Regions from separate parts of the Homo sapiens genome. Here region 1 is linked to region 2. A link is a loop called in an ENCODE intact Hi-C map of the cell type or tissue named here. Cell type or tissue: A673. All regions are shown on one strand.

Region 1 (5,000 bases), 170 kb after region 2:
TTTAAAAGAAAAAAATTAAATTTGTACCTTGATTCTGTAAACCATACTTTAATCTTTCAAGGAGGAAGAATGCGTTCTCTGTAGAAAATAGATTAAATAGAATCTTCTCTCCTAGTGATTTAAATTGGTTTAATTAAAAACAAATTCTATATCTGCAAGAGAAACAGTTGCTCATCTAATTCAAAAAGTAACTGCTAATTGAGAAGTCATTTATAGTCTGTCTTACCATACATTATCTGATTTCCTTGTAGTAGATATACATTCTGAATTGCTTTTGAAGTAGCATCAGAGTAGGTAGTAAATATGTGGTAGGTGTTAGTTTGGGATTAAAATATGTAACAATTCTGCAAATGAATTATATAAAATGGTCATATTGAGGGACTACACAGTATATGAAGGTCAGATGACATATTTGGAAGCACATTGAGAGAAACAAAATATTCTTACACAAGGTTGTTGTTAGAAATAGTAGTAGCAGTGAGAATATGGGACATTCTTAATGATTCAGAATTGCTGGCATGCCTATTTTCTGTGAACCTTGATATGTATTCAACTCTGTCCTGTTACCTTTGTCTCCCGTAGTCATTCTTTGACTGCTGCTGCTGCCTGTAGTCCACTGTAAGCCTCTCTTGGCAAAAGAGAGATTGGTAACTATTAGAGAGAGAAGTTAAAGACATGAGCCTTATTGTGGCTTGTTTGCTTCCTTCCTTCTTTCCTTCCTTCCTTTCTCCTTTTGTGAATGGAACTGATAGAAGGTTGCATTTCTTTTTGCAAGAAAGCTGTAGAGGGAAAATAATTATATAAACCTGTTTTTTAAAATACAAAGATATTACTGCACAGTTCTTTAGCCTCAAACCTTGAAATTGGATTTGCCTTGGAATCCAAAATATTCTGAATTTTAAAAACTGTATTAGTGGTAAATACTATATATTATGTAACATTTCCTAGAGAGATCTATTGCAGAACCCTATAATCAAATATATCAGCAATTCTGAATTGAAAAATACTAATATGCATTTCAGTTCAGGTCAGGTTTTACCGTCAAATAAGTTATGTAAAACTTTAGTCTTTAGAACTTTGTGGATTTTAGGATTTTGTTCAAGGGGCTAGGCACGGTGGCTCAAACCTGTAATCCCAGTGCTTTGGGAGGCCAAGGCAGGAGGATCAGTTGAGCCCAGGATTCAAGATCAGCCTGGGAAGCAAAATGAGACTCCGTTTCTACAAAAATAAAAATGAAATCAGCCGGGTAGGGTGGCACATGCCTGTCATCCCAGTTACTTGGGAGGCTGAGGTGAGAGGATCACTTGAGCCCAGGAGGTCAAGGCTGCAGTAAACTATGATTGTGCCACTGCAATTCAGCCTAGGCAACTGAGTGAGACCCTGTCTCAAAAAAAAAAAAAAAGAAGAAGAAGAATTTTGGATCAAGGATTATTGACCTCTTTTTGTTTAGTGTTTCTTAGGATATGTAGAACCTATTCTTGTGAAGAGAGAAAGATACGTTGTTCTTCTGTTTTCACCTTTATGAACCATATATGTTTCTGGTTGAAATTATGTGTATAAACACGTGAACACATTTATACATTATACATATATGTGCATACAACTATATACAAATTTAGGAAAAGCATGTGCATGGTGTGTGTGTGTGTGTGTGTGTGTGTGTGTGTGTGTGTGTGTGTGAAGGGTGGAGAGGGAGAGAAAGGTGGATGGTTGGGACAAGGGGAGTGGTTAACCGGGCCTGTTAGCATTGTTTCATCCTTGTGCTAGCTCAGGTTTGGTACCTAACATGGTGTGAAATAAGACCTTAATTGCACTTTCACAGCTGTGTTTAGCACGTAAGCTGATCATGAACAAATTCTCTTGTCAGAGATAAAAGCTTGAAATTCCAAGACTATGTAAAATCACAGACAATTAGAGTGTTCTGTGTACCGTACAAAATAATGGTAAAAAAAATTCAAACGGTCATAGCACAGTATAGTTTAAACTGCTGTTTTACTAATTCTTCTGGAGTGAGAAACATTTTCTGTAGTAGTTAAGCACCCAAAGAAGCCATTTTACCTTGCCTGTTAAAAAATGTGTGCAAGGTCTGTGGTTCAAGATTGAGAATGAAGGATGTGTGAGCCAATTGAATAGGTAATAGGAGTTCAGGTAAGCAGTTTAGGTAATGGTTTAAATTGGAGAAAGGCCAGACCATAGGGATTAACACCCTACCATTATGAAAAGTCCCATAAGATCTCAGATGACCTCAAGAGGCTTGTACTTTTGTTTGTTAAGAACCTTTGTAAGATTGTGCTAAGACACCGTGAAAAATACTGAGGCTGTAATGTTGCTTAACCATCTAAGTACCAGTAAATGTGGTAGAAATTATCTTTCTACTCAATTATAGCAACTAAAAGTCAGGCCCTGAATCAGTCAGAGGAAATGAACTCTTGGGTTGGAATGCACATAATTTCTTTTTATATATCAAAATGTTCAGTATTTCTTTGAGGTCCCAGATCTGAACAAACATTATTTCATGAGAAGATACACTTTTATTTCCTTCCAGTGCTTCTACAATGCTTTTTCTCCAATCCCGTGTTCTTTGCTGACAACAGCAAGTGTGTGTTCTTTGAGAGGTCAATAAATGCTGATTTCTGCAAGAAAACTCTTAGGAAGTGAGCCTAGACATTGTGAAGAGGAAGTACAAAGAATGAGGCAATTAAATGAAGAATATTGCAAAGGATTATTTTAAATTGTGAGTCAGAAGCCAAACTAATTTTGACTACTAAAATTGTGAGTCAGAAGCCAAACTAATTTTGGCTACTAAATTAGTTACTTCCCTCGGGCCTACCAATCTTCATATGTATACCATGGCTTATTTTGACTTAGCTGGTTAATTTATCCAGATACGTAGATGGTAGCAAATTGGCATTATCAAACTCTACTTTTTCATACCAAAGAGCAAAATAAGTGTGCTTATAACCGTAGTTCCTGTCTTTATAAAAATGTATGAATAAATTTGAGCCATGTAAATTAAGGTTACAGAACAGATAGCATTTAGTGAAGAAAAGCTGGTCCTTAGAGTATATCATTATTTACCCCATAGTACCTACCTAATGAAATCTAGTTTTAATGATTCTTTTTAGGACACCAAAGCTCATGAAGCCTATTACAATAACGTGTTTAATTCTGAGTAATTGTTTTTCCTATTTAAATGAAGAACTCAGTGACTAAAAATTTATTTCCTGCAAATTTTCTTAGATGATAGAAGTTATACGTAGTAAAACCAACAGGACCAACTGTGAGGCTGAAGGAATTTCAGTTAAGAGGTTTTAATTTTTATCAATTTAAACTGTGTTTTGAGGAGTGGACAGAAAGGGAAGAGGGATATTTTGAGATCACCCAGCAGTTTTTGATCTTTTGTCAGTTCTTTTGTAATGCTATAGATGACTACAATTTGAAACTTGAAATAAGAAATTTTTTGTATTGGGTGATTCACAAACTGTTGGGTTTTCTGAATGGCTTAAATCCTTTAAAGAAACAGTTTTAAAAAGACATAGCATGAGAACAGGATCATAATTATTCTGTAACCAGCAGTCTGTGTTGGTTACAGAAAGTATGCTTTTGTTTAACATTATAAATAAATTACCTTATATTGCTGCTTACGTTTCTGGTTTTTGGTGTGTATGTTATCAATGTTGACCAAAATTAACTGAATATGGTGACAAAACCAGAGAAAAAATTTGAGCTTCTGTTGATAAATAAAATGTAAATGCTACTTTTTGAAATAAAACTTTACACTTATAGGCTTTTATGTATGATCTGTGTTTTCTTGAGGAAATGTTGATTAAGTAGTTTCCATTTTGGTATTACAGTATGTCCTGTTGTAAGTAGCTGACTGTGTAAAAATCTTTTAAGTCAAAAAAGCAGCTCAGCTTAAACCCCTACTATTTATTATGGCAGAAACCAGAAATAGAAATCTTCCAGAAGTTTTATAATGTATTACATTCCTGCATATCTTTTGGAGTAAAATTAAAGTTTTAAAAAGAGGCTGTTCACAACAGAAGTTACTTTATGTATCCTTATGTATATCCTTATATACACAGTATCTTTTAAACACAATTTACTAAATACTTGTCTGCATTTTTTAAAAAAGAAAACCCTAGCCCAAAATGAATGACAAAATTGTCTCGTTAGATTTGTAAGATGTGTTGTTAACCTATAAAATAGGTGAATTAAGTATAATTCTGACAAAATTAGTTACATGTAATACATAGCAGGATGTACTTGTTTGGGATGAAACAAAAAATCTTCAAAGTTTTCTATAGTGTTTTCTGTTAAGGAACTCGTTTATTGATTTATTGAAGATCTTTGGCTGTTTTTGATAATAAAAGAATCTTGGTCTATAATATTACTAATTAATAAATAAGTTTTTGAGGATAACGCCAATACTTGAATTTTGATATCTACTTGCAACATGCAGTAATGCAATATTTAGTGAGCTTAATTAGTTGCTTTTTTTTTTTCCACCCTGAGACAAGAGTTTCGCTCTTGTTGCCCAGGCCTGGAGTTCAGTGGCGCAATCTGGGCTCACTGCAACCTCCACCTCCTGGGTTCAAGCGATTCTCCTGCCTCAGCCCCTTCTGAGTAGCTGGGATTACAGGTGCCCGCCACCACGCCCGGCTAATTTTTTGTATTTTTAGTAAAGAGAGGGTTTCATCATGTTGGCCAGGCTGGTTTCGAACTTCTGACCTCAGGTGATCCACCTGCCTTGGCCTCCCAAAGTGCAGGGATTACAGGCTTGAGCCACCGTGCCTGGCCTAATTAGTTACTTTTAAATGTTACTAACAGAATCTGAGGAGCGTGGTTTGTGTCCTCAGAATAAATGTTTAAGCTTTGAGTGTCTGCCTGTGTCATGAGGAAAACAGGGAGAGGAGAAAATTTCTTGTTGCTGCTATTTTATTTGCATTTAAGACTAGTCATTGTTAGGTAACTATGGAATCTTCACTGCTTTACAGTTT
Region 2 (5,000 bases):
TTTTCTTTAATTAAGATAACCTGACCTATTTCTACCATTGTAGATCAGGTTAAATTTATCATTTAACCTCAGTTTGCCAATACACAAGGAGCTATTCTGGGCCAACCTGAGAATAATGCATGTTGCTGAGAGGTGGATGCAGTAACTGGCCTAGCACTTGGGGAAGGAGGGAGTTTTGAGAGGTATGTAAAAGAGTTGCACTATTGCAGGTGATAACAATTATGATGATGCTGCATGTATGAGAAGGAGAGTGTGTGTATGGATATCAAACAGCTTGGGAGATTATAGTGGACAATAATTGTTTTCACCTGCCAGTATCCCAAGTTTCCTTTATAAAAACTTTCTTCCGCGATGCTTGAGCCAGACAGTTCTAGAAGGGCTGAACCTATACCTCTACAGCTTGGTTGGCATGTAACCCAAAATTGTGTGTAAATTTATTCCATCTTCTCGGCTCAGTGAATGATTTAGGAAAGCTTACGTGATCCAAGTCAGATCAATAGAGTCAGCCACAGAGTTCTGAAGGAATGATTGGGAAAGACACATTCTTTCCAAGGGATTGCTTGGCTGGTAGAACGTAAGTTTACAGCTCTCAGGGCCTAACCTGCCACCAGGGAGAGAATGCCTGAAAATGAAGCTCGGGGAAAGGAAAGCAAAGTAAGAACAAGAGTAAGAAAGAGAATGAGAGCCAATAAATATCCTTTTTGCTTAGCCATTTGGAGTAGGTGTAGTCTATTTTGTCTGGAGCTCAGCACCTGTGAACACTCTCCTTTTGGTTAGGAAGTTTCTTTCCTCCCCAAATTAGATATCAGAAATTATGCTTTCTTCACCCCCCTTGTAGCTAGCTGGGCACAAGCATGTGACTCAGGCCCCATCAGACATCCTTGTGAAATTTCTTTGAGATGAGAGCAATGTGAGAAAGTAATGCCACATGGAATCCATTTCTGCCAGTGAGAGTGACACCACTGCCACTTGGCCTTCAGAGGTGGCATTGTTGAGTTCCTATAACAGGGCTGGCAGTAGTGCTTGTGTCAGTAAAGTTCCTGCTGGCGGTGCAAAATGTAGCATTGAATGCTGGGAGGTGAAGGCAGTAGCAGTGTCTTCAGGCTAGTCCTGACAACTGTTTGTGGTGGTATCCTGGAAGTTCATCCTTGAGCCTGGCTCTCTAGCCCTCCTGGCAATTCTGCGACCTACCAAATATCCTTTAATAGTTTTCTTTTTGGCTTAATCAACCAATTAGTTTTTGTCACTTTCAACTAAAACTTCTGGTACTAAGGTAAAAATCAGTAAAAATTTGATAGAGATATAAATCAATGAATGAATGGCAATTCTGTGAGGTATATATTATACTTCCATTGTACAGAGGAAAAATTGGCTGAGTAATATTGGACCTTGCATCCTGTCCAAGGTCACGCAGCTAATAAATCCTAGAGTAAAGATTTGAATTTTGCTCTTTTTTGAATGCCCGAAGTTCACGTTTTTGAAATAATTTTGTGGCAGATAGAGCAGAGGGGCTTGCACAGAATTCATTCTACCCTTCTTGTAGAGTGCCTTCCTATACTGCAGAGGCTAGAAAACTAAAAGTGACATTTTCCAGACTTTCATACAGCTAGGAATATGATTAGGATCCACCAATAAGATGTACTTGTGTGAAAATTTAAGTTAGCACTGAGTCAGGTAGGAAGGAAGGCAGTGCCCAGGCCTTCATTTTGATGGTACGAATCTGTTACAGTATGGTTTGGGGCCAACAGTTGAGTCCACAATTTTCTGATTGCCAAATTGTGGCAAGGCAGTGTGATCTAGGATCTGGTGAGTGGTATAGTGGTTTCCTGATCCCCAGCTTCCAGATTGTTGCAGAGATAGTTCTCTAGACAGGTGAGCTCTCTAGTGTTGTTCTGGAACCCAGTCCACAGCCCACTCCTCCAGCCCCTGTAACTGTGGGCATGGGATTCCCTGTAGCCAATCCTTTCTTGCTAAAACTACTAGAATGGTTTCTATTATCTGCTTCTGAATCTTGTTTAATACGAGCATGGATAGAGGTCAAATACTACATAACAAAGCAGCAGTACACAGAGATTCTTATCGTTTCTAAGCCGCAATTAAAGAGAAAAAAAAGGATGCATTCAAGGTAAATTTATGTATTTCAGTAATAAGCACCATGGACTTTGTGGTCTTGCCACACCCGTAATCCCCAGAAACTGGGTGTATCAGTCAGCGTACCACCGGCAGGAAACAGAAGGCTCATTCACAATGGAAACTCTGGGGAGACTTTAATAAAGACTAGTTTTGGCCGGATGCGGTGACTCATGCCTGTAATCCTAGCGCTTTGTGAGGCCGAGGCGGGCAGATCACTTGAGGTCAGGAGTTTGAGACCAGCCTGGCCAACAAGGCGAAACCCTGTCTCTACTAAAAAATACAAAAAAAGAAAAAAAGAAAAAATTACCCAGGCATTGTGGTGGGCACCTGTAATCCCAGCTACTCAAGAGGCTGAGGCAGGAGAATCACTTGAACCCCAGAGGCGGAGGTTGCGGTGAGCCAGGATTGTGCCACTGCACTCCAGCCTGGGTGATAGAGTGAGACCCTCCTTAAAATATAAATAAATAAATAAATAAATAAATAAAGACTCGTTTTTACTTATCTTTTATTTCTATTTATTTAATTTTTTAGAGACGGGGTCTCGCTATGTGCCTAGGCTGATCTCGGATTCTTCCCACCTTGGCCTCCCAAAGTGGTGGGATTACAGGCATGAGTCACCATGCCCAGCCTAAACGAGTTTTTAAAAATATAGACTGGGCATAGAGAACCACAGGGGTCGTACAGTGCCCCTAGACCTGAAGCAACAAGTGGAGGAATCTATTATGGAAATTTGAAGACAGCTAGGTAGAGAGGGTGCTTTACTGGAGCTGTGACCTTTGGTTGCCGAATGCAGTCATGGCAACCTCACAGGCAAGGTGCAGGGAGGGAGCAACCTTACACTCAACTGTTTTTTCAAACTTCTGCACATTTGCTGAGCTCACCTAGAAGCCACAGGACACAAGCGTGTGCTGTAGTCCTTATAGGACAGTCTGCCAGGGTGGAGAAAGATGGAACGTGGATCTAAAGGGCAAATGGGAGATATCCAGCACACCACGTGAAAAAATTAACAACCTCAGTGCAGTAAGAGATCATGAAGAACGCAGGCTGAAGTATTTTATGCTCCTGAATTTATAATGTTCACAGATTAAATTTATTCTTTTTTTTTTTTTTTTTTTTTTTAGACAGAGTCTCACTCTTCGCCCAGGCTGAAGTGCAGTGGTGTGATCTCAGCTCACTGCAACCTCTGCCTCCCGGGTTCAAGCGATTCTCCTGCCTCAGCCTCCTGAGTAGCTGGGATTACAGGTGCGCACCACCCCCAGCTAATTGTTGTATTTTTAGTAGAGATGGGGTTTCTCCATATTGGCCAGGCTGGTCTCCAATTCCTGACCTCAAGTGATCCACCCACCTTGGCCTCCCAAAGTGCTGGGATTACAGGCATGAGCCACTGCGCCTGGCCTGAGTTTATTCATTCTTTTTAAAGATAGTCAACACAATCTACTCATGTGATTTGAGGTCGTTTTGCTTAGTTTAGCACACAGTGCCGTGGAGTATGAGAAGTGGAAAGCACTCTAGAGATCTCGCTGAACACCCTTATTCCATAGATGAGGAAGTCAAGACTTAGGAACATGACACAAATTCCTCCAAAGTCACTTATCCAAAGTTGCATAATCAGCATGCACACCCAAATCTACTGATGCCCAGTCCAGAGCTTCTTCCACTATTGGCAGCTGAAATCCATGCTGGACGTGCAAGTTGTGCTCATTACAAACTGCCAGACTGTGATACAGCTGTGGTCTGAGCCTGGAGCATCCCTCTGCCTTAGTCTTATTATTCTCTTCATTTTAAACATTTACCTGAGAAGCTGAATTCCAAAGACACTTTTCCTAAAAATAACTCAAAGACATGCAGGAGGAAATTAGCATACTGTATTTTCTTCAGCTATAATTTACAGTGTGTAATCTAAAAATGTGCAACAAAGCAATGCTAGTAGTGCAGAGAAAATTCCCCTGGGATATTTGGTTCCATTTAAAAACACCTCAGTATGGGGGGGATGTGGGAGCAGCAGCCTGTGACACACTTCCATCAGGGCAAAATGTTATTCCAGTGATTCACAGCCAGAGGCCTGACAAACACTTTGAGTCGATATAAAGGTTCTTGCCATCAGGATAAAAATGAGAATTGCAGTGGGTGGTCCCATTCTAGCCTCATGTCTCCTTCTACTTCTGTCCTGGCTTAGGTGGTTGCCCTGGAAACAGTGGGGTAGCAAACAAAACCATTTGGAACAACTTTTAGAAAGCCTTATGTACAGAGGCCTGATGTTTATTTGTTGCTGCCTTTTCCAAAGGCTTTCTTCCCCTGAGAGGGTGTGCTTCTTGGACTACCTTGAAAGCTAGTTCATGTTAAAGTCTTTGGCAAGGTCCAGTTGGAGGGCTGGCCAGAGTTTGGCAGAGAATAGGAGAAAGGGGCTTTGCTTATCATTATTCAGCTTTGGATCCCCACACAGATGGCCCTGATCTCCTCCTCCCCCACCTAAGAATTTTTCTAAAATGACACCCAAGTTTTTCTTGGCAGAAGTTATAATTCCTGGCAAACAGTTCACTGCAGCTCTAATTATGATGACAGCTTTAATGGAGAAGATAATCATATTAAATGGTTCTTATTCACTTCCATGTGATGAATTAGTGATTACCATAAAATGTGTTAAGCAGCTAAAAGTAAGGGGAAGGGATAATGTACTGAGCTACAAGTTGAGGTTTTAGGGATTCCAAAACTGGGTAGGAGATAGGATAAAATGAATTTCATCAGATACCAGGGGTGATCAGGTATCAAGGGAGGGTATTCTCAATAAACTGACTTGGCAGGACTCTTCCTAAAACTACACCAGGCAGGCCAAAGACAGGATGGGGACCAGGGGAGAGGCCTAGTCG

What was found. A loop is a pair of places that touch in the nucleus more often than their neighbours do. Peaks named below come from ENCODE experiments on the same cell type or tissue, not always from the same donor. Only the 100,000 strongest peaks of a DNase experiment are listed, where the experiment ranks them.
Region 1: it touches region 2 in a loop (4-fold over the local background); 5 of 110 quality-filtered maps call a loop at or near these places.

What each region holds. Positions count from the first base shown.
Region 1 is chr15:56,982,615-56,987,614 of GRCh38, forward strand. The region is part of intron 3 of TCF12 (transcription factor 12); the gene reads left to right. Among named protein-coding and RNA genes, the nearest start is that of TCF12, 66 kb to the left of the region's middle. In A673, no CTCF peak of the experiment used is centred here; a DNase peak (open chromatin) is centred at 2,597; H3K4me3 peaks cover 1,003 bases; H3K27ac peaks cover 3,693 bases.
Region 2 is chr15:56,813,244-56,818,243 of GRCh38, forward strand. No RefSeq gene overlaps it. Among named protein-coding and RNA genes, the nearest start is that of LINC03065, 71 kb to the right of the region's middle. RefSeq lists an enhancer at 881-1,050. In A673, no CTCF peak of the experiment used is centred here; DNase peaks (open chromatin) are centred at 2,238, 4,238 and 4,648; H3K27ac peaks cover 1,015 bases.